2 separate regions of the Homo sapiens genome follow, and region 1 is linked to region 2. Evidence: chromatin loops called from intact Hi-C (ENCODE). Cell type or tissue: B cell. All regions are shown on one strand. Links, peaks and the distances in the headings refer to the core of each region. The heading gives the core; the rest is flanking DNA.

The links. A loop is a pair of places that touch in the nucleus more often than their neighbours do. Peaks named below come from ENCODE experiments on the same cell type or tissue, not always from the same donor. Only the 100,000 strongest peaks of a DNase experiment are listed, where the experiment ranks them.
Region 1: a loop joins it to region 2, with 21 times the contacts of the local background. A loop is called at or near these places in 1 of 110 quality-filtered maps.

Annotation. Positions count from the first base shown.
Region 1 is chrX:66,040,831-66,052,945 of GRCh38, reverse strand. No RefSeq gene overlaps it. Among named protein-coding and RNA genes, the nearest start is that of VSIG4, 6.8 kb to the right of the region's middle. RefSeq lists an enhancer at 6,275-6,324. In B cell, for the core only: no CTCF peak of the experiment used is centred there; a DNase peak (open chromatin) is centred at 5,875; H3K4me3 peaks cover 529 bases; H3K27ac peaks cover 2,445 bases.
Region 2 is chrX:65,692,442-65,704,556 of GRCh38, reverse strand. All of the region lies in intron 1 of MSN (moesin), which reads right to left. Among named protein-coding and RNA genes, the nearest start is that of MSN, 31 kb to the right of the region's middle. RefSeq lists a silencer at 230-402 and an enhancer at 5,929-6,158. In B cell, for the core only: no CTCF peak of the experiment used is centred there; DNase peaks (open chromatin) are centred at 6,106, 7,346, 9,096, 9,476 and 1 weaker place; H3K4me3 peaks cover 5,228 bases; H3K27ac peaks cover 8,000 bases.

The DNA of each region.
Region 1 (12,115 bases), core at 2,604-10,603, 350 kb before region 2:
ATAATGGTGACTGCTTGGATCCATAAATTTGAGAACCTACCCTGAAGTAGTAGGAACCAAACCAACCCTTAAAGCTCCATCAACCAGCAGCAGCATGGACATGTGCCCAACATAGCATGAGAAGTACACATTTCTTCCAAGTACCAGAAAGATATAAAGTGTTTATCAGGCCTTTGGAAAAATGAAGTGCTCTTGAAAATGTCACATATATATATGTAACATATATGTTTTACATATCAGTGATATATAACTCTCACTTCAAGAGATTATAGCAAAGGAAGACAGCCAGATGAAAATACTATTAACTGAATTTTTCCTTGGAATAGCTTCCAAAATGGAGATGAGCAGCAGCTGCATTTGAGTTAAGTGATTCATGTATATTGAAAAGGTAGCATCTACTGTTTGACACTTTGCACCTCCTCACATGGCTCAGCATCAGTACAGTTCCATTAAGCCAGTTTGCCCCAGGTATCTCGGCCTTTAGATCTGCATGCCTGTTTAGATCTGCTGGCACAACCTCAGTAGTGCCAGCCAGGAACAGTCTTACAAAGTCTTACAAAGAATCATATTAATTAAATTTAATATTTAATGTCAACACTCTTCATCTAGGTGACAGTGACCAAGTCAATGAACGATGTGCAAATGGTGGTGACCTCTGCAACTCTGGCACTTTGGTGACTCCTTGTAAGTCTGTCTTGTTTATTTCCACATGTCTTCTCTGTTCCACAGTTACACACATTGCTACACCACCCTAGTTGCTCCATGGGAGTGAAGGGCTGATTTCACTATTAGGTTATTCAGGACATTTTTCCACCTAAGTCAGCACACCCTCAGTGAGTGCTTGAATTTCCCAACTCCGCAGTCATGGGGTTGACTATAACAGCTTACTAGAATAGTTAGTACTTAGGAAGAAAACCTAGTAAGTACTCTCAAAAAGTGTTCTGGGCCATGAGACCACGATCTGTAAAATAAGGCTAATGGAACTGGGATTATATACTACAGAGAAGAAGGACTTGGGGAGGGAGTACTTGGGGAAGGGGATATCTTTGCAGTCTGTAATATTGGAAGCTATGCCAAACAACACCTTATTTGGCACCTGCTAAGACTATAATGGGCTTAGTTGCCATGGATAGATGACCTACACTGGGAGGCTTTTTTTTTTTTTTTGAGTTGGAGTCTTGCTCTGTTGCCCAGGCTGGAGTGCAGTGGCACGATCTCGGCTCACTGCAACCTCTGCCTCCCAGGTTCAGCCTCCAGAGTAGCTAGGACTACAGGCACATGCAAACATGCCCGGCTAATTTTTTTTTTTTTTTTTTTTTGTATTTTAGTAGAGATGAGGTTTCATCATGTTGCCCAGGCTGGTCTTGAACTCCTGAGCTCAGGCAATCAGCCTGCCTAGGCCTTCCAAATTTCTAGGATTACAGGTGTGAGCCACCACGCCCAGCGGGATTTTTCTGATTCCAAAATTGAAGGTGATCTCTCTCCTTTCTACCCCTGGACTATTTAGTATATATTACAGGGCACTTACTATGTGTGGCCTAAAATTCTAGTTAGTTGTCATGTGTCTGTGTTTTACTCTGGATTTTGGGTTTCCTGAAAGCAGTAATGTTTTGTACTCATTTTTGTATTTCCAGTGCCAGCTCAGGGTCAGGCACAGAGTAGGCATGTGGGAACTAAATGAATAACATGAACAAAAGAATACATTCCCTAGCAGTGAGCAGTTTTATAAATTGGACAGTGCTTTCAAGAAAACTTGTAGAGTCTTATTCCTTGGAATATATGACCTCTAAATTTTACATGGCAGATTTGACTCCTATTTGAGTACTACAAAGGAAGAAAATTAACTACAAGATCTTAGAATGTTTATACATTCACCCATTCAATAAATATTTGTTGAGCTCCCAAGGTTTCAAGCCTATTTCTAGGCACTTGCAACATACCAGTAAATGAAATACACAAAATCTCTACCTCATAAAGCTTATATTCTAGCAGATAGTAAAAATTAGAAGTAAATTATATTTATGTTTCCTACTTTTATCTGCCCGTCTACTGCATAAGTCCAGGTTTAAGTCCCCAGATAATAAAGCCAGATCATGAGGAGGAGTTGATGAAGCATTTTGAGGACTGAGAAAAGATAATCAAAATAGAGTGTTTGGGACACATTTAAACATAAATTTGAGATAGGTAGGCCCAAGAGAAGACATTTGTAGTAGTCCAGCTGTGAGCTACACAGACCCTCAATGAGAAATTTGACTATGAAGATGAAGAGGAGAATAGCACAATTAGGCACCTGAAAGATGGGGCAAAAGAGAAGGGAAGAGTATCTAGTACCTCCAAGATTAGCTACAAGGTAACAGAAAGTATAAGCATAGGAGCAGAAGTAAATTTAGAACATTTATATTGATTGTGTCCACAGGGTATGTTTATTTGTGTCCATTTCAACATTCCTGCTCCAGCTGGGTTTTGTCAGCTTTTGCCACTTCTGCTTTGCTCCCAAACCAGTAAGATATAAGAATTTAGTTTGCTCAAGGGTTCTCAACTTCTGTGGTCAGTGAAAGTCCATGACCTAGCAGGACACACAGCTACTCTTGGCTCACCCCGGAAATATCCCAGGACAGAACATAGGGGGTTCCACTTCCACTTTCCAGTCCCTAAAGCAAAGAAACAGTCTGGGTGTGTGAAAGGCAATGGCTGTGCAAGAGACTAAGGGATGTACCAGAAAAAGTTCACTCTCCACTTGAATTAATCTGGACAGTGTTGTGCAATATGAAAGAGCACAAATTTGGAGTCACACAGAACCTGGTAAGATTCATGGTTCCACGATGTGTGACTTTGGGGAAGTTAGTTAACTTCAGAGACTCTGCTTTATCTATAGAGTAATAATAACTGACAGATTTGGGATAATGCATGTAAAAATGCTTCAGTTTCCAGTAAATTTTAAGAATAGAGATCTAAGGCTTTCCCTATCTGGGGAGCTCCTTTGTAGGTTACCAGATATTCTGTTCCTCATGGGGAGGTTTAATACAGTTTCTGCTCATCTTACTTGCTACTCTGACAAAGTCACCAAACCATTATTTGAACGTGGATTGTCAATCTTCTTACCTTCTCTTCTGATTTTAGAAACAATGTGTAAAAATTATTAAAAATTGTAGTATAAAGCAAAATAACTGATATTTATTGCTTACATTTTAAATAACTGATATTTATTAGTTACATTAGTTATCTTCAAGGTAACTTTATGAAATACATACAAATTTTAGCCCCATTACATATGAGAAAATGGAAACCAACTTATATAAGGCCTCATGCCTTAGTAATTAGAAAATCTAGGATTAAAACTCAGTTTTCCTTTTTTGTTGAAACTGAAAGTCCCCCATAAACCTACCCCACAGAAAACAATTTGTTGTCTGCCCTTCACAGAATTTTTCTATGCATATATTAACCTATATTTTTCAACAAAAATGGACTCATACATTCTTGTTTAAATTTTACTTTCTTCATCTATAATATGTTGTAGGCATCTTTCTGTATGTGTACATATAAAACTACCCCCATTCTTTTTAATAGCTTTGTAGTATTCTTCAGTATATTGATGAACTAACATTTATTTAAGCGATCTTTTATTGATAGGCATTTAAGTTGCTTCTAAGTTTTCCATATTACCATCGATGATGCAATAAACATCTTGTATTTCATCATACACTAGTGTAAATGTTTCTGTTGAATAACATCCTAAAACTTTAATTGCTCAGTAAAATTTTTTTATCTTAATAGGTATTATCAAATTACTTTCTAGAGTGGTGGCAACAGTCTAAACTCCAACCATCCCTGTATGAAAGTGTCTTTTTCCCTACACCTTCAACAAAAATGGGCAGCATCAATTGTTTTTATACTTTGGCTATTATAAGTGAGGTTTAGCATATTTCTATGTGTTCACTAGCCAAACATATTACTTCTGGTGCAAATTGTCTCCTGAGTGTTCATTCTTTCATTAGTTGACTTAAATTATTCTTACTTATTTGTAGATGCTATAATGTATAATGGATATTTTATGGTATTTTCAAATGCATTCGTTTTGTCTGATTATTAAAATTGTACATTTTAATTGTAGAAAATCAGAAAATGGAACAAAGTAAAAAGTACAAAAGAAAAATTATTTTAGGTCTACCAATTAAAATATATATCTGATGCATACTTGAAGAAAATTATAAAAATAAATTATTAAAGAAAATATATGATTATTAGAAAAATTTGAAAATACAAAAAATTATAAGAAAAAAATTAAACATTATCTGCAAGCTCGTCATACTTTTAACCTAGTTTGGATTATGGCTTATGTACAATTTCATATTCTGCTTTATTACTTAACAGTTTATTACTTAAAAGTTTATTACTTAAACTTTTTCCCAAGCCATTAAAACTTTTTCCAAAACTGTAATGAATTTTTCAACAGCTTCATTGAGATATAATTTATAGAACATAAACTTTACCCACTTAAAGTGTACAGTTCAGTGGTTTTTAGTATATTCACAGAGCTGTGTAACCTTTGCCATAATCAATTTTAGAATATTTTCACAACTCCAGAAAGAAATCTTATACCCATTAGCAGTCACTTCCCATTTTTTCACTGGCCCTAAGCAGAAATTTATCCTAACCCCATGCAGCAATAAACCTACTTTATGACTCTAGATTAATTTGCCTATTTTTTGGAGAACTTTTAATGCTGGCTTATTTGTTTCCACCTACTAATATGGGCATGGATGCCTTGAAATCCTCCAGATAGTATGTGCTTAGGGAAAGCAAACATAAGATTAGTACAGCAGAAATGTTATTACATTTTTTGTATTACATGCATTTGGGTATAGCATAGGTCAAATCCTGTCCTGAAGAAAACAGCTGCCTCACATCTGGGGTCTGCAGTCTAGCAAACTAGTCAAGGCTAGAGATGCTAAAAATGAAGTTATTCAACTGTACAAAAGTCGTCCTGCTTCACCCTGAACTTCCATTTGGAACAACCTCCTTATTTGCTCTTAATTCTTCCTATAAAAGACCTACACTGATGGTGTGCATAGTCCCAGGTACTCAGGAGGCTGAGGGAGGAGGATTGCTGAGCCTAGGAGTTTGAGGCTGGAGTGAGCGGTGGTCATGACACTGCACTCCAGCCTGGGAAAAAGAGGGAGGTTCTGTCTCAAAAAAAAAAAAATGGAAAAGGAAAAAGACCTACCCAATCCTCAAAGTATACTGGAAATGCCATGACCTACCCCCTCAAAGCCTTTCCTGACTCTGAGGGGAATTTGGATCTTTGTTTCCTTGTAGTTTTATATTAGTTTAACCTCCTAGGATAGTACCTTCTACATTCAATTTGGTTATACCTAACAGACGGAACCTGACACATATGAGTCCCTTGGCTGGGCCTAGAGTTACAGAGATAAAACTCATAGTACAAGAGTCAGTATTGGATAGTGGTAGCCAGAACATGGACTCTATCCTTAAACCGTATAGGTTCAATTCCCAGCTCCATTTCAAATTAAATTTGGAGCCCAGGCCTTGAGCCTTACACGCTTTGTAAAATGTGAATAAATTAGTACCTTTCTCATAAAGCTACTATGAAGGAATGAAGGAGAAAATTTTTGTAAGGTCCCTAACACAAGCCTGACATACACAGTAAGTACTCGAGTCTTTTGATGAAATTAATTGGATTTAAATTGAAAGTCCATTTAAGAGGAACCAGGAAAAAGGCTTGCAGGCTTAGCCTACCAGGGATCTTCCTAGGCTGTTGTTTGTTGAACTCTCCAAGTCAGTAGGTAGAGTGGGTGGAAGTAGGAAAATGACAAAATTTTTTCAGTTTATGTATCACATCCACCCACTCACAGCCACAACTGTCTCACTTCCTCTTTTTCTGTCACCTTAAAAACCAGAGCTCAAAAAACACTGCTTCTTATTGTTCAATCAAAAATAAGGGCGGTGGCATATAGTTTATTTTTTGTTTGTTTTCCATTCTGCATGCATGCATGTAACCAATGGATCCCAGCTTGATTTTCAAGTACACTCTTGGTTGTTTTAGTTGACTGATTAATACTATTAGCTTTTCACTTCAGAGAGAGCAACTAGGGCTCAGTAAGGACAAAGCAGCTCCACTCTGTCCAGTCTAGAAATGGCCTCTCCCAAATGCATTTTTGAGGGTAATTTCTTAGAACCTGCATAATTAGAGGATGTAGCAGCACGAGTGGCAGTGTGATGTAAATAAAGGTAGTCTGGGTTCTAGTCCTACCTCTGCCACTGATCTTCACTGTGTATCATTAAACACATTCTATTCCATCACTAAGCTTCATGTTTTTCCCCTGTGAAGTCAAGGCGAAGGAGGAGGACTCATTGTGGTCTCAAAGGGTCCTGTAGGCTCTGACTTTCTGTGATTTTAAGTATGGATCTAGAATTGGTGGTGAAGGAGAGAGTTGAGTGCCACATAGAACTCTCAGCTCTCCATCCTTAGATACCTGCTTCTTTCTGCACTTTCCTATACTGAGGGATATGACAATCTCCCATGGCTTCACCATCACATGTCTTTGAATGATTGTCAAAGTTCTCCCTCTAGGCATGATCTCCCCTGAACTCCAGTCCTACCTTCTTCACCCTATGAGGACATCTCACTGCAGGAGTCCCATCATCTCTGTTTCCACATGGCTAATCCCAAACTGTCTTCTGCTAAAAATAACCCCTCCCCTTGAACACTTTCTGAGCTCTGTTTATGGCCTTATTGTTGCCCAGGACAGCCATATCTACAACATGAGTAGTATTTATGCTTTCCACTTAGCCATGATTCACTCTGCCACATAACCAAAACCTAGTCACTCTTCTTTCCACAGTCTCTGGCATCCACCCCTTATACTCTGATTTCACTGTCACTGTCCTGCATTTACTCATTTGTTGCAAATCCAGACTGGTACCCCTGCTTCTACTCTTGCTCATCTATATTCTACAATAGAGAAGTAAGGGCAATCCTTTTAAAACACAAATAAGATTGTCTCATCCTCCTGTTCAGATCCCTCCAATTGTTCCTTATCTCAGAATAAAAGTTAAAATCATTTAAATGCCCTACAAGAACCTGCATAATATACTCTCCCTCACCCTTTTCCGTTCCCATCTTATCTTCTCCCAATTTTCTCCTTCACTCCCTCTGCTCCAAACCCACCTCTTTGAACATTCTAGGCATGTTCTTGCCTCAAAGTCTTTGCGCTTGCAGTCCTCCATGCCTGGAATTATCTTTCCTCAGATATCTGCTAAGCCTACTCTCATATTTCATTCAGGTTTGTTCAAATATTATTTCCTCTGAGAATACATGCTATCTCGTTACTCTCTGTATTAGTGTTACATCACTGTCATAACAAATTAGAACAACTTTACTGGCTTAAAGCAACATAAATTAACCATCATACAGTCCTGGAGGTCAGAAGTCTGCCATGAATCATATTGAGCTACAATGAAGATGTCAGAGGACTGCATTCCTTTCTCTAGGGTCTAGGGCAGAATCCATTTATTTGTTCTCTCAAGCTTCTAGAGGCCACCCCTTTTCCTTGACACATGTTTTCCCTTCCTCCATCTTCAAAGTTAGCAGTGTTACACCTATTTGTGCCTTTCTCCCATAGTCACATTTCCCCCTACCTAACTGACTCCTCTGCCTCCCTTTTCCACTTTTAAGGACTCTTGTGATTGCAGTGGACCCACCTGGGTAATCCAAAATAATCTCCCTATGTTAAGGTCAATTGATTTGCAACCTTAACTCCATCTGCAAATTTAATTCTCCTTTGCCATGTAACCTAACTTATTCACAGGTTCTGGGGATTAGTATACGGACATCTTTGGGGGTTTAGTACTCTGCCTATCACACTCTTACACTGTCTATCCCATAGCTCTGCTTTATTTTACTTCATGGTACTCATCAACATTTGACATATTATATACAATATACATATTTGTTAGCTAGATAGACATAATCAAGAAAATCAAATCTTTCTATGAAGCTTGTTAAAATATTTCCCCTTCCCCAAGACAATCATTTTCAACTTTGTTAGCTGTTTTTTTTTTTTTTTTTTGGCCAGTGTTTGACTTCATATCTCTGAATAACATGCTCATATTGCTATTGTTATTCTTAAAAATCTAGCTCTAATTCACTCCCTCACCTCTATTCACCCAAGTCCTGCACATACATATATGAGTATTTCCTGTCTTCATATTCCACAACTTATTATTAATAAATAAATTATTTATAGACAATGTTGGTGGTGAGAGCAAGATTCAGTGTTTATGTTACTGGTATATCATGGCTGAGCCATATAATATATAATTATATAATGATTGATTTTCCTTTTGATATTTGCTTGGTTGTTTTTTAAACTTTTTTCTTTCTATTAAAATTTAAGTTTCATGTCTGTTTCTTTATTACTATATCCCCCAGGACCTAGAACAGTGTCAGAAACATCAAAAGTGCATTATATGCATTTATTCAATACCTATTATATGCCTGGTCTTACGTCTAGGGTCTTGTAAATATCTTCATCATGGCTTCTTTCAAACTACCAACACAATGTCACTAAACACAGAGTTAGGAATAAATTCACACAATCAGCTCTTAGAATTTAAGTTGTCTCTAGTACACCATTGGTTGAAATCCAGTCACCTAAATTTCTGTCTATTCCCTTCCTCTTCCCTGCTACAGAACTCCTAGGGATCCCCAGAACATAGGTTGAAAATCCATGGGTGAATATGACACCTTTAGAGTATAGATGGGAACACTGAGGCCTAGAGAGGTGAATGAACCCGGGTCTCCTAATGCCCATTCCCATGCTCTTTCCACTGCATTATACAACCAATAGTCTAATTAGTCTCTCAGTTTTCTGCTTCCAATTTCCCCATCCTATTCCATTGATATTCTGCAAACAGATTTGGTCCTAAGAAGCTGCTTTCAACCGCAGCAGGCCCCCGTTTCACCATAGAAGTTTCTACGGCTCCCATAGAAGTCTTTAAGATCAAGTCTAGGCATTTTGGCCTTATTTTCAATACCCTCCACAATCTGGCTTAGCTTTTTCTTCTCCTGCCTTTCTAAATATACACCAAGCTAAAGTCCAACTGACTCTCCCTGTTCATCAGAATCATTCTTGCCTTTGATTGCCTCTGGACTTTGGCTCTTTCTCTACCACTTACCTGGAATTTTTCCCCATCCTCTTTGCCTATCCAATGCTAACCAAATCTCACATCCCAGCCCACACTCCAGCTCCTCTAGAAAGCTTTCCTAAACCACTGAAGTCCATAGGGATTGCTACCACTTCTCAACTCCCATTGTACAAAACAGTTTCTGCCATTCCTTTGTCCCTTAATATGTAAGGCCTGTTATTGTTAGTTTTCTTCTAAACCCTCATGTTTATCTTTCTATGTATTTTTAGGTTGATGTTTATATGTGTATTTCTCTGTATATGTATGTTATATCTGTGTTTTTATTTAAGTGTTCATATGTTTATATGCATGTATTATCTACCTATGTCCTGCTTAAGTGTATGAATCTGTGTTTCATTGCTTGTTTTCTCATGTCTATGTGCAGGTCTATGTGTATTTGTGTGTTTGCATGCATATTTTGTGTGTCTGTGCTTACATGTCTCTGTGTGTATATTTTGTGTGTTGTACATCAATGTGCTCACGTTTGTGCTTAAGGCCATATTATATACATATGTATAGCTATACACAAATGTGTGACCATATGTATCTGTGCATTTATGTTTATTTGTAGTACTTATAGGGGTGTGTGTGTGTGTGTGTGTGTGTGTGTGTGTGTGTGTCCTTGAGCAGGGCCTGTGTGGATTTACTCTTTGTACCACTGCTTCCCTCCAACTCAGTAAGCCCAAGGTGCACATACACACAGGAGGGTCTCAGATAATGTTTACACATTGATAAATTTCTCCAACCTGACCTTTCAACCTTTGTCTAGAAAGGTGGGCTATGGGGGTAGAAATAGACACAGAGCCACAGTGACCTCTGAATATTGGGCCTCAAAGGGTGTGAGTCATTTTCTCTGCTGCTCACCCACATTCTGTGAACTCCTACCACATGCACAGTATCATCTCATGAAGCACTGAGCTTGAAAATAAGAAAAACGTGGACCCCTTGAATTAAAGTAACTATCCATCTCTCTCCTCTTCAACCACTTCATCTTTTCTGGCTCATGCCCTGGTGCATGGAGTATCAAAGGTACAATTTTTTGAAACACCAACTTGGATGGTAAATTACACTTCTGTCATTTATCAGTTGTGTGACCATGGGCAGGTTCCACGGTACCTCCAGACCTCAGTTCTCTCAATAAGGAAAGGTTATTCATAATGTCTTCCTTGTGAGGTAAGGCCTAGGGATAATGTGCACAGCACAGAGCAGGAGTTCTACAAATGGTAGTTTTAGTATCACTTTACCTGGGAAGCCTTCCCACGCTACTATTTCCTTCACTAAATACTGCCCAAACCACAAGTTTTACAGCTCAGTTAATAATTCACCTTGTATTAGTGGTTCATATGTGTTTGTCTTTCCTTTACACTAAAATCTCACTTATACAGGGACCATACCTAACATTTCTTTTCTCTCCCTCACAACATCCAGAAAAGACCTGGAACTATTGTAGAAGTGGTCATTAAAGGTGTGAATGAAGCAGAATAGTGTGTTACTTAACAGTATCATTTCTGGAGGCATATAGCTAGGAGTTTGAATCTTGTCTAGGCACCCTCTATAAAAGTAAGTGATTTCACCATTCTGGGTTTTAGACACATTTGTAAAATGGGGATATATTGAATTCATTCATTCAACAAATATGTGGGCTCTACAATGAAAAAGAAAAGTAGTGTAAGGGAGTATAGAGTGGTAGGGAGAGATACAAGAGTATGTGCAATAATACCCACCTGAGGGGTTGTAAGAACCAAGGGAAATAACCCATGCAAGGTGCTTAATTCAGTGACTGGAAGAGTAAAAGATTTTAAATAGCAACTATCATTATATAGTTGTTATTGTATGTATAGTATAGTTTGATTTTTATAAATCTGAAAAGATACAAGCATCAAGTATAATTATGTTCATGTTACAATTAGGGAAGCTGAGGTTCAGAGAGATTTGACTTGTTCAAGATCTCAGAATGAAGTAGACACAGAGCCAGGCTTATCTCCAGGTTTCTGACTTCTCATCCAATTCTTTTACTAATCAAGAGGGCTACTGAGCCTACTGCAAGACTGGAAGTCTTTCCCAGCCTTGAAGTAATGTTGTGCATACTCCCCAGGACATTTATTTATCTTCAGATCCAGGAGGTCCTAATAAAATGCAAGAGGTAGCACAAAACACACAATCACCTGGCCAGGCAGAAATTTACATCTGTCCAGTGGGCTTTTTAGCGGGGAAGGGGAGGGGTGTGTGTGTGTGTATGTGTGTGCGTGTGTGTGTGTGTGTGTGTGTGTGTGTCTGTGCGGTGGTGGTGGTGTAGTGGTGATAGGGTGTTGGTTGAAAAATATCAAAGGAGGGTTCTGTGAAGTTCAGGGTTTCCTGAGTGAGGACCCGGTGGGAAAAAATGGCTGAAATTTCCAGTGAGATGGAATGAGTGCAGTACTCAAAAAACAAGGAACAACCAGCCAAGGGGGATTGGGCCCTAGAGGCAGAGGTGATTGATAGAATTCCATGTAATAATGTGTCCTGAAATGCTGGAATGTCTCCTTAGCCCGTGCACAGCTCCAAATCATCTGCATGCAGCCACCCCTTGGCAAGTATGTTTCTTTATATTCCCACTCCCCATCTCTGCACAAACTCCTCCCTCCCCTGACCAAGTCCTTTCCTATCCCTCCAATCAAAGAGTAAACTAAGCTTAGCTGTTACTTACAGTGCAGTATGAATTTTTGGGATGTATTTGTGCTTTTGAAAGTGCTTATTGTTTCAAAGCTTAGTAGACAAAGCGCAGTGCCAAACCTAGTTAGACTGCTGATGAAATTACAGTCACTCTGGGGCCTGTGAAGAGGAGCAATTTCTGGAGCAGTTGAGCTTTGCTAGGAGGCATAATATTACTCTCTTGTAGGTCAAGGGCCTGTACCAATTGGAAGTCAAT
Region 2 (12,115 bases), core at 2,681-10,680:
TCACCACCACCCATTCTAGGGAGACTAAATATTTTATAACACCATGGAAGGAGAACTCAGAGAGCCCTGTTTCCAGAACTGTTTTCTTTGGAAAAACTTGAATAGCAACTGGTTGGGAAGGCCCCCAGTAATAGGCATAGCCAAGACTCAAGCTGGGGATTGAGGAGGGCACAGAGCAGAGAAAGAGGAAGGGAATTTGAGTAATGGGTTCATATCCAGGCAGCCAAGAACAACAGATTCCTTCAACTCCCATAAAACTTCAAAGCTGCTGAAATAAAAGAAGTGCAGACCCATCATTAATAAAGTAAGTCTCCAGATGGGCAAAGCCCCTATCCGGGGCCACACCTAGCTGGGCTTCACTCTTTAGCGTCACTTTCCTGCTTGACCCAGCTTCCTGCCAGCAAGTTTTACAGGAAGTATTTGTAGACTGGAAACTGACCATTTTTGGCTGCCTGAATATGCCAGCTCTGCCCAGGGTGCCAGAAGAGGGCTCTATTCCCTCTGCTTAGGAACAGACTCCAGCAACCTCCAGCATCATACTTCTGAAGCACACTGGAGCTGATCCAAACCCAAACTTGGGTTCCATCTATTGCTCATGGGAATGTTAAAACTGCTGAAGCCAGGATTAGTCAAATATGCAGTTGCAGGGGGACGCTTCTGGCCCTAATCAAAAAGCTCTGTTTCCAGCTGAGCGTGGTGGCTCATGCCTGTAATCCCAGCACTTTGGGAGGGTGAGGCAAGCAGACCGCTTGAGCCCAGTTAAAGACCAGCCTGGGCAAAATGGCGAAATTCTGTCTCTACAAAAAGTACAAAAATTAGCTGGGCATGGTGGCGCACGCCTGTAGTCCCAGCTACTAATACTTACTTAGGAGGCTGAGGCATGAGAATCGCTTGCTTCAACACAGGAGGCAGAGGTTGCAGTGAGCCAAAATCTTGCCACTGCACTCTATCCTGTGCAACAGAGAGAGATCCTGTCAAAAAAAAACAAAAAACAAAAAACCTCTGTTTTCAACCCCAGGGGTAGGCTAAGGTTGGCTTCCTACCTACCTTGCTGGTAAGCTAAGAACCAAATCTAGTATCTGGGAAACCCACAGAAAACCCAGGAGCCCTTGTCCTGGAAATAATGGTCTCAGCATTTTGAGCTTTGGAGCCTTTTTGACCTTCCTCTTTCTAAAATTCAGTTTCCTAATCTATAAAACGGGTCTAATAATATCGACCTCAGTACAGGGTTATTGGGAGATTTAAGTTAACATAACAGACATGTTTGACACTGGAGGAAGAAAATAATTGAACAGTAATAAAAATAAAAATAATAATAATAATAGACATGAAAGTACTTGACACATCATAAGTAGAATGTGATGATTACTAATCCCTCCCCTTTTAGCCATATTATGACGAATATCCTACCTGTCAGGAATAATTTAAAACAAAAACCTGTTTCACTACAGAGGGCTAGGGGCTGCCCAAGAAGACCTCTAAAGAGCCCTTCTAGCATAAAGGACTCTCACTTTCAGGGAAAACTAAAAGGTGATTACATTTCTAGTTGGCAAGACAATGTGAAACCATGCACAACAGTTAAATACACATGTATTCCAGCATTATTTTAAATATTTTATCTCTTGAGAGAGATGGGGATTTCCTCCCCAAGAAGCAGAATCCTATGGAAAGGCAGAGCACAACACAGCACCTATGCTGCCTTATTATTTTCAAAGGCTGCCTGATCTTCCTTCCTTATTCTGGACTCTGCCTTGCCATTTTCTCCAGTTATGTCCCATTAACACACACAAGTCTGCAACCCTCAACACAACCCACTGGGACCTCCAAACTCCCTCAGATGGTATCCAGAAGATCACAAACTGTTTTTGTTTTGTTTTGTTTTGTTTTGTTTTAGACAGAGTCTCACTCTGTCACCCAGGCTGGAGTGCAATGGCGTGATCTTGGCTCACTGCAACCCCCGTCTCCCGGGTTCAAGCAATTCCCCTGCTTCAGCCTCCCAAGTAGCTGCAATTACAGGCACCCACCACTATGTCTGGCTAATTTTTGTATTTTTAGTAGAGAAGGGGTTTCACCCTGTTGTCCAGGCTGGTCTTGAACTCCTGGCCTTAAGTGATTCGACCGCCTTTGCCTCCCAAAGTGCTGCGATTACAGGCGTGAGCCACCACGCCTGGCCTGGGATGGTGTTAATATGACTAGAGGGATGTCTGATAGAAGGGAAACACAGCAAGTAAAGAGCAACTGAAAGGCCGGGTGCGGTGGCTCACGCCTGTAATCCCAACACTTTGGGAGGCCAAGGCGGGCAGATCACTTGAGGCCAGGAGTTCAAGACCAGCCTGGCCAACATGGTGAAACCCCGTCTCTACTAAAAATACAAAAATTAGCCAGGTGTAGCGGTGCATTCTTGTAGTCCCAGCTACTTGGGAGGCTGAGGAAGGAGAATCGCTTGAACCCGGGAGGCAGAGGTTGCAGTGAGCCGAGATTGCACCACTGTCCTGCAGCATGGGCGACAGGCGACAGAGGAAGACTCCGTCTCAAAAAAAAAAAAAAAAGCCAATTGAATACGGTCCACATCCACAAAAGATCAAGGATGCAAGGATGCAGTCAGTTCTGCTACTGCCCTCAAATCCCTCTGCACCTTGGCCTCCCTATTTGTAAAGTAGTGCAGGGATTATCCCTGCTCCTCCCTACCTAAAATCATCACTACACACCATCACATACACCACTGTGCACTAAAGTAATGTCTCTGTAGTAAGAGGAACATAGCTTTGTATTCTGAAAACCTGATCTCAAGATCCAGGTCTACCAATAATAAACCATGAACTCTTAAATTTCAACTTGTAACGTGGGCATAATGATGCCACCATGGCAGGAGTGTTGTGCAGTGCTTAATGAGGTATATCCCAAACTTAGCTTACCATAAGAATTTGGCACTGGTCAAAAAGTCCAGACTTCTGGACACCACCCCAAGCTTACTGAAATGGACTCTCCAGAGAAGACGCTGGGGAATTAGCATTTTAACAAATGCCTCAGGTGATTCTTTCCATCTGAAAAGTTCAAAGAAACAACACATGGCCTTGATGCTGTTGAAATGAGAGAACAGGACCAGGGATCTCTGGTCATCCAAAATGCTTTCTGGCCCAGAGATCCCCATGACAGGAACCTTGAGGTTAGCACCCAGCAAAGTAAGGTCTGCAGGCAGGAAGAGGAGGAGACTTTGAAATTACAATCAGAACGCTAAGTGCACCAGACCCTCAGACCATTGTCCAGGATCTTCAACCATCCTCCCATCTAGCTAAGAATCAAACAGTGGGAGAAAACAGACAGTTCAGATACTTCAGCAGCCAAAGCATGATGATCACAATGCTATAATTAGGGCCCCACTCAAAGCCCTCTTGAGTTCTCTGCGTCTTAAACACTCCACATTCACTCTTTCCTGGAAGAACTTTCAGGCAAGGAGCAGACCTTAAATGAAGCTCTCTCTTTCCTTGATGCTCTTGGAACTTGAGGAAAAGAAGAGGCATGGTTGAGAGGATGCTGCATTTGCATACAGATGTGAGTATGTTGGAGGGTGAGGGTAGGAGTCTAAAATAGGTGTGACTAGCAATGGTGCACTAGAACCAGCTTGCACTAGAGCTGATCATGCACATCTCTTCCCAACTCCTCCATCAAGGACTGCATATTGGTAACCTGAAATCAGCCATGGTGGGAGTATTTATACCATGGGAATTGGCAAACAGTAAAAATCATGGATTTGCCGAAGAGTTGATTGTTAAACATTTACCAGCACACTGGACAAGAGACACATGCAAGTTAAGCATTATTAAACCCATTTTATGAATGAGGAAACTGAGTCTCAAAGAAAGGAACCAACTGCTATTTTCTAGCTGCATGACCTTGACCAAGAGCCAAGTCTGTCTGGCTAGCTATAAATCCCTGGCTCTCCTTACCAGCACCCCAGGGTAGCAGGACATCCTTACTATCAGCCAAAAGGTGGCTGACCCAAAGGGCTCCCCATCAGCTAAAGGCCAAACAAGGGCACCTAATTGTGCCCAGTGCACTCCAAGGAAATCTGAGGATAAAGAGTTCAGGACTGAGACATGAAGCCAACAAGAGACAGTCTCATCCCCACCAGAGGAGAGAGGCTGGAGTGAGGCAGGGAGTGGGCTAGAAAACCCCAATAGAAACCATAGGACATTCTTAAGATCTCTTCACAAATACCTGACAGAAACCCTGGGCTCTAGAGGTAGTCTCTGGAACATTACAAGTCCCTAGACCTCTTAAAGCCTCAGTTTTCCTACAGGTAAAATGGGAGTAATAATGCCTACCTCACCGGAGTGTTGCAAGGCTGACATTTTATCCTTTACAAACAGAAAAGCACCTGGCTTGGTACCTGGCATGTAGTAGATGTTTCATAAATTTTAGTTCCTTTCTCCTGCAATGCCATTATCCAACCCAGATTCTTCCAGGGTCTCTGGCTCACTTGTATACAACAATAATCCTAGCCCCATGCGCACAGTGCTCTACAATTTAAAAGATACTTGCCCATATGCATTCTCTCACTGAATTAAACCCTGTAAGAAAAAGACAAGCCCGAGACAAGTACCATTTTAAAGAAGGGAGAAATGGAGGTTCAGTAAGGTAAAAAGCAACATGCTCAAGTGTGAAAGAAATAGAACTAGAACCCTGATCTCCCCAACTACTAGTATTCTGTTCTTTACCTTTCCAAGTTTATCTTATTTAAGGCTACACAAAGGTCCTTCCAAAGGCTTGCCTATTATCATTTGTCTTTTTTTTTTTTTTTTTTTTTTGAAACAGATTCTCGCTCTGTTGCCCAGGCTGGAGTGCAGTGGCACCATCTCGGCTCACTGCAAGCTCCGCCTCCTGGGTTCACGCCATTCTCCTGCCTCAGCCTTCCGAGTAGCTGGGACTACAGGCGCCCACCACCACACCCAGCTATTTTTTTTTATTTTTAGTAGAGACGGTGTTTCACTGTGTTAGCCAGGATGGTCTCGATCTCCCGACCTCGTGATCCACCCGCCTCGGCCTCCCAAAGTGCTGGGATTACAGGCGTGAGCCACCGCTCCTGGCTTATCATTTGTTTCATCCAAGAAATTGAGCAGCCTCTGGACTTCAGGTCTGTCTTAGGATGCTACAAAAGAGGCTGTCTTTGGGAAAGGAGAATAGCATTGGTAACACAGGGTGGGAACAGCCCTTGTGGTAGAAGGAGCCACATCTTTAGCTCGGAGCAACCAGCCATGAATGGTGGTTCAGAGATTGGGTCTCTGAGTCCAATCCCAGTAAACTTCGGATATTTACTTCCCCCTGTAGGTCTGAGTGTTCCCAACTGTAATGGCTGGGTTTTGCTCAGTGGTTTTGACTTTATTACATTTCTAACAGCTTCCTGCCTCCTCAATCTCCCAAACAGAAAATCACACAAAACTTCAAAATATGAAGTACGTAAAAGTAGAGCTGTTCTGGTTGAAGGGAGGCTGTAGCTCACCAGGTAGCCCAGCCAAACAGTTTGTAACCCACTGGATTAGCAGCTTGACGGGAGGGAGAGAGCCCTAGGTCTGACCTTCTAGAATTCTACTCATCCTAGCTTTGCCACTGATTCCTTATAGGACTTATATGACTTTCTGGGCTTCAGTTTCCCCATCTGTAATGTGAAGTGGTTGGTCTAGTTGGCCTCTAAAGGTCCTTTCAGCATTGCGATTTCAGGAAAAAAGTGTCCAGCTATTCCCACAGTAGAAAACTGTGGAGAGAGACCAGCATGAGCAAAGGTCAATCTCTACTCTGAAGAAAGCCCTTCAGGCTCTGGTGACTCTGAACTGAACTCTTCAGGCAATTCCTCAAGCACTGGGTGGGTGGGCAGACAGGCAGGAAGGCCGGCGCCCCACCCTCTTTTGCACAGGAAGCTAGCTACATCCTCTTTTCCCCACCCCAGGCAGAACATCACCACAGGTCCCCAGCAGAAGCAGTGGGGGGCAGGGAGAAGAGAAGGATGGGGCCTGAAAGGAAGTTGAACATGCAAATCACCTCAGCTAAGGAGCCATTTGTGGGGAGGGAAACAACTGGGGCCCTGAGAAAGAGCAGCAAAGCTGCCCATTATCTACTGGGGCCCAGCTCCCCAATAAAGCTTAGCAAAAGTGGCCTGAAGCCACAGGCTGTCATAAAGAATCACAAGGCATGGGTTGGTACAGTGAGCAGCCTGGGCCCACTCACTCCACCTCACTGAGTTTCTGCAAGCCAAACAGCTGGGGCTCTTACACAAGGTGTTTCTCAGGTACAGTCTTTCTTAGGGTAAGAACACAGACATGCCATGTGCGAGGGTGGGGTGTACACATGAGTGAACAATCAAGAATACAGGAGCTCTTCATGCCTCTCAAAGCCAAGAAGGCAAGCACTAATCCTCATGGCCTTACCACCAGCCCATTTTCCGGTGCCCACCCCCATACCCTGTGACTGGGGCCCAGCCCTCCCCACATCCTGTTCTCAGAGAACACGCGGCTGCCTAAGGAAAGATAATGTCATTACCATACCTCCCCTCCATAGAGGAGGCTTTGGTTGACTGGGGAGGGAGCTGCAGTTTTCTGTCTGACCAGACTGAATAATCTACAGTAAATCTCCCAGTTTCACAGAATGGAACAGGAAGGGTAACTAGGTAACACTAGGAGCAACTTCTAAATTGGAGGATCCATGCCTACAGATAGATGATCATGATTCAAAGCACTTCTGGAAAAAGAAATTTTCTGGAAAAACACAAATTGACAATTTAACTTACATTTGGAGACTGGAAGATGACATGCCAATGTTCTTCCTTGATTAACAAACCAGGAAATGCAAAAATACAATAAAATTACAGTTTTAAAAAGGTCCCAAATGTCAATCAAGTCTCACTACACATGGGTTTTAGATGCCAGCATTGGTATTTCTGCTAAAGCACCCTGATTTAAATGTGCCTACAGTGGCTTTGGCCACTTTGAAAAAGAAAATGATCTCAGGCCATAGGAAGGTCCCCTGACAAACTCAAAGAGGAAGGGGCAGTGAGGAGGAACCACAGCCTGAACCTACCCATTGTTGAAACTTCCTTCTCTCCTCTCTAAACAGCTCGGACTCCCTGGCTCCCCCTTGTCTTCCCTCCCCACCCTATAAATATAGCAAAGAATGTGGCTGAACATCCATCTGAATATTCAGGGAGAGCCTCCTTACTCACGTAAGAAGTTGGAAGGCAGATGTCATTCCACAGCACTGCCTCACTACTGTGCAGACCTTCAATGTGGCATGATCCTTGGTTGGGCTTGTATGGGGGACTTTGGCTGGCTACCCCTAAGCAGGATGTCCCCAACCCCCCACCCAGCCTGCTGTTCCCCTAGGCTAATCTTACAGCCTAATCCAATTCTCATCCCCATTAGGGAACAAGGTTTATCACGTAGGCCTTAAGAAAAAATTTTTTGAGAGTAGTCTCAAAAATACCTACCTCCAGTGGATGTGCTGAAGGTTGAAAGGTGGCCTCATAACCTGCTGCAAGTGTATTTGTTTACAGCCATTAGCTCACAGCCTTCATTTTTGTATGACCGCCTTCCTGGAAGCAGAGGTTCAGAGAGCCCAAAGAATGCTCTTGGGCTGTATGGATCTATGATTGTTTTGGAAGAGTCTCTTGGTGGCAAGGATAAGATAAGAGACCACATGGCATCCAGCTTATTAGTTTTGGTCCCTATGTAGCTTGAGGTAACTTCTCTAAAAGCTGGCTTTGTTTTTTCGAGTTGATAAAGCCACATCTTTCCCTCCAAACCACAAGCTCAGCTAACAATTTACTGAGACTAGTAAAAACTATTTAACCTATCCTGCAATAATACAAGGGTTTTTAGCACCCCTACCACCACAAACATATAACCTTCACACCCCTCAATGCTGAGGTGAGCGAGCATGAACCTATCTAGCCCCCCACACACATATTCATATCAGTTCTTTGGAGAGAATAAGAATCCTACCCCCAGCCCCGAATGTTTGGTCTAGTTTTTTCAGACAACAGTAAAGAGGCCAACCAGAATCTCTATGGAAATTACCCAGAAGCCTCCCTAATGGTCAAGGCAACATACATTGTTCCATAATCCAAAGCAAACCCTAAAAATCTACTATTCTAGCAAGATCTGGAAAAACAAGTAAGGCTACCTCTTACCTACCTCAGGTGTTTCAGAAAGAACCCACATCATTGACACAGACATATGTATACACATACAGGTTCTACATACCACCACTTTATCAGACACCCAATATGGATCGGATCAGGCTTTGAAATAATTCGTGTGTGTGTGTGTGTGTGTGTGTGTGAATGAGCAAGCACGTGAGGGCATTTTTTTGTCAGATGGAGGAAATATGCAGATAAATGGATGAGAAATTACCATTCTATACAGCAAGGGCAGAGATAGAGGTAATTAAAGTGGACTGTGGAAACACAAGCAAGAGGCATCCAGGCCATAATGGGGAAGGTGAGGAGACAAGGGGAGGTGAGAAGGCAGAAGGTTGCTTGAGATAGAGCTGACCTCTCCTGAAGGACAAAGGAGACTGTCACAAGAAAAAGATTAAAGGGAAAAGGAACCTCATGGTATTCTGGGTAGAGAGACAGCATGTACAGGGATACAGAGGTAAGAAACACAAAGTATGCCTTTCTCTCAAAGGCATGAAGTTAAATATCAGTGTCTCCTTTCCCAGCTTCCTGACCCTCTTCCCAGAATTTATCAGAAGAAAATGAATTAAAGATCTTCCCACCACTTTGGCATTAGGTGCCAGCTCATAGATTTGGGGGAGATGGGCCACAATCAGAGACAGAAATCCCTGAAGACAAAGCCAGGCAAGATAGACTAATGTATAAAATAAAGATAAGAAGCTGATTATGTTCCCACAGCCCCACTGAGGCACCAGCTTAGCTTAATGAGCACTCCCCACCCTAGCTCACACAGACCTCAGAGGAATCACTCTTCAGGACTTGAGGGAGCCCATGACAACATACTTTCTTTCTTTGTTTTTTTTTTTTTTTTTTTTTTTTTTTGAGACAGAGTTTTGTCTTGTAGCCCAGCCTGGAGTGCAATGGCACGATCTCATGATCTCGGCTAACTGCAACTTCCACCTCCCAGGTTCAAGCTATTCTCATGCCTCAGCAACCCAAGTAGCTGGGATCACAGGCATGTGCCACCACGCATGGCTAATTTTGTATTTTTAGTAGAGACGGGGTTTCACCATGTTGATCAGGCTGGTCTCGAACTCCTGACCTCAGGTTATCCACCCACCTCAGCCTCCCAAAGTGCTGGGATTACAGGCGTGAGCCAACACGCCCGGCCCGACAACATACTTTCAATACACATGGATAACCTGCCTACCTACAGATAGACCTGGAAAGGCAACCAAACTAAGATCCCTCTGCATCTATACTCCACCACCACCACCACCACACACACACACACACACACACACACACGCAGACACACACACACACAAAGAAGAAGTGAAAGCTACCAGCATAACAAGGGCCTGAGGTGGGCCCCAGCCAAGGCTGCCTGGCTTCTGCAAAGGGGTGGAGATCCATTGATTTCACAAACTGTTTTGCCTTCTTAAGTAAGGATTCCTCTAATCATTTTCTCCTTCCTACATCCTCCATTCTTCACACCCCATAACCATCCTTTCTACCCTGGGTCTCATGTCCCTCTTCTCCTTTTCTACTACTCCCTCATCCTGGGACTTTTAAGGCTTCCCAGAGCTGGAGTTCCTCTTTACAAAGTGATAGATACACCCACATGGATTCTCAGACAACCGTTCCCTCCAACAGATTGCAGCAGAAGGCACGATGGGTTTCACCACAAACTAGGCCAGTCATTGGCATCACTGTTTGAAGTATCAGTTTCCTCATCTATTAAAACAAAACCGTAAAGAGTGCCGGGCGTGGTGGCTCACGCCTGTAATCCCAGCACTTTTGGAGGCTGAGGCGGGTGGATTACTTGAGGCCAGGAGTTCCAGAACTAGCCTGGACAACATGGTGAAACCCCATCTCTACTAAAATACAAAAATTAGCCGGGCGTGGTGGTGCATGCCTCTAGTCCCAGCTCCTCGGGAGGCTGAGACAGGGAATCGCTGGAACCTGGGAGGCAAAGGCTGCAGTGAGCGGAGATCGTGCCACTGCATTCCAGCCTGGGCGACAGACAGAGACTCCGTCTCAAAAAAAAAAAAAAATCTTAAAGAGATAATGTAGTATAGGAGGCACACTCACAAATTAAAAGCAGACTTCAGGGTTCTAAAATTATTTGATCTCAAATCCTTAAAGAGGGCAAAGTATGATGGAAAAGACTTAGGGAACTCAGCCATTTATCAAGCACTTTCAATATGCCAGGTACTCTCCTAGATATACTCATACTCTTGAGCTCTTTTAACTCTCATAAATCTCAGTGAAGTAGGTATCAGTACTATCCTCCGTTTTGTTTTTTTTTTTTGTTTTTTGTTTGTGTGTTTGTTTGAGATGGAGTCTTGCTCTGTCACCCAGGCTGTAGTGCAGTGGTGCGATCTTGGCTCACTGCAACCTCCGCCTCCTGGGTTCAAGCGATTCTCCTGCCTCAGCCTCCCGAATAGCTGGGAATACAGGCACATGCCACCATGCCCGGCTAATTTTTTGTATTTTTAGTAGAGACGGGGTTTCACCGTGTTAGCCAGGATGGTCTGGATCTCCTGACCTCGTGATCTGCCCGCCTCGGCCTCCCAAAGTGCTGGGATTACAGGCGTGAGCCACTGCGCCCGGCCCACTATCCTCCATTTTAAAGATGGGGAAACTAAGGTTGAGAGACATTAAATACATTACCCAAAGTCATGCAGCAATAAATAATGGTTAAAATGATTCTAATATTTGGTCTGTCATTTATCTTATAACTACCACCCTCCTTTCTCTTGAATCAACTTGAGCAATGTTGATGAGACTCTAGGCCCCCCAAAAAAATCGCAGGAAGACCTGAGGCAACTCTACTTAGGATGCTCACCATTAATTATCACCTGAAAACCATTTAAGCCAACCTCACTCATTGACTACTCATAAATATTCTTTAGTCCCTAAAGGGAAATTTATAGCACTAAATGCCCACAAGAGAAAGCAGGAAAGATCTAAAATTGACACCCTAACATCACAATTAAAAGAACTAGAGAAGCAAGAGCAAACACATCAAAAGCTAGCAGAAGGCAAGAAATAACTAAGATCAGTGCAGAACTGAAGGAGATAGAGACACAAAAAACCCTTCAAAAAATCAATGAACCCAGGAGCTGATTTTTTGAAAAGTACAATTTTAATTCTAACCCTAGGTGACCACAGACCCCATGTATACATGGAAGGAGACACAATGGTTTGGTTAGTTAGTAACCAACATGGAAGGTATTTATGATTGGCTACAAGAAGCAGGATTCAAAGGCCTGCAGTGTGTCTGGATCAGGAAAGAGGTGACTATAAAGAAGCCATGAGTATATAAGAAATAGGTATACAATAAATTGGCAGTCTAAAGCACAGACTAGCAGAGATTGGCAAACTGTCTCTGTAAGCCACTTATAGTCTTGGTTACATATTCTTTTTTCTTTTTTAAAAAAACAACGCTGGCCGAGGTGGGAGGATCACCTGAGGCCAGGAGTTCGAGACCAGCCTAGCCAATATGGCGAAACCTCGTATCTACTAAAAATACAAAAATTAGCTAGGAGTGGTGGTGGGCGCCTGTAATCCCAGCTATTCAGGAGGCTGAGGCAGGAGAATCGCTTGAACCTGGGAGGCAGAAGTTGCAGTGAGCCGAGATCATGCCACTGCACTCCAGCCTGGGCAACAAGAGCAAAACTCCGTCTGAAAACAAAACAAAACAAACAAAAACCAACAAACAAACAAAAAATGTTTTTAAAATGGTAAAACTTATTTTTATGATACATACAAAAACTGGTCCAACAGGCAAGTTCACCAATTCCTAGACTTAACCAAATACTGATAACTCCACTGACTATCTGCAAGGCCTCAAACCTGGATAAATATCTCTTTTCACATTCTACTTTCCAAAAAAGATGGACAGCAAAGGTTTTATCTGAAAGTTAGCCAAAGATAACTGGC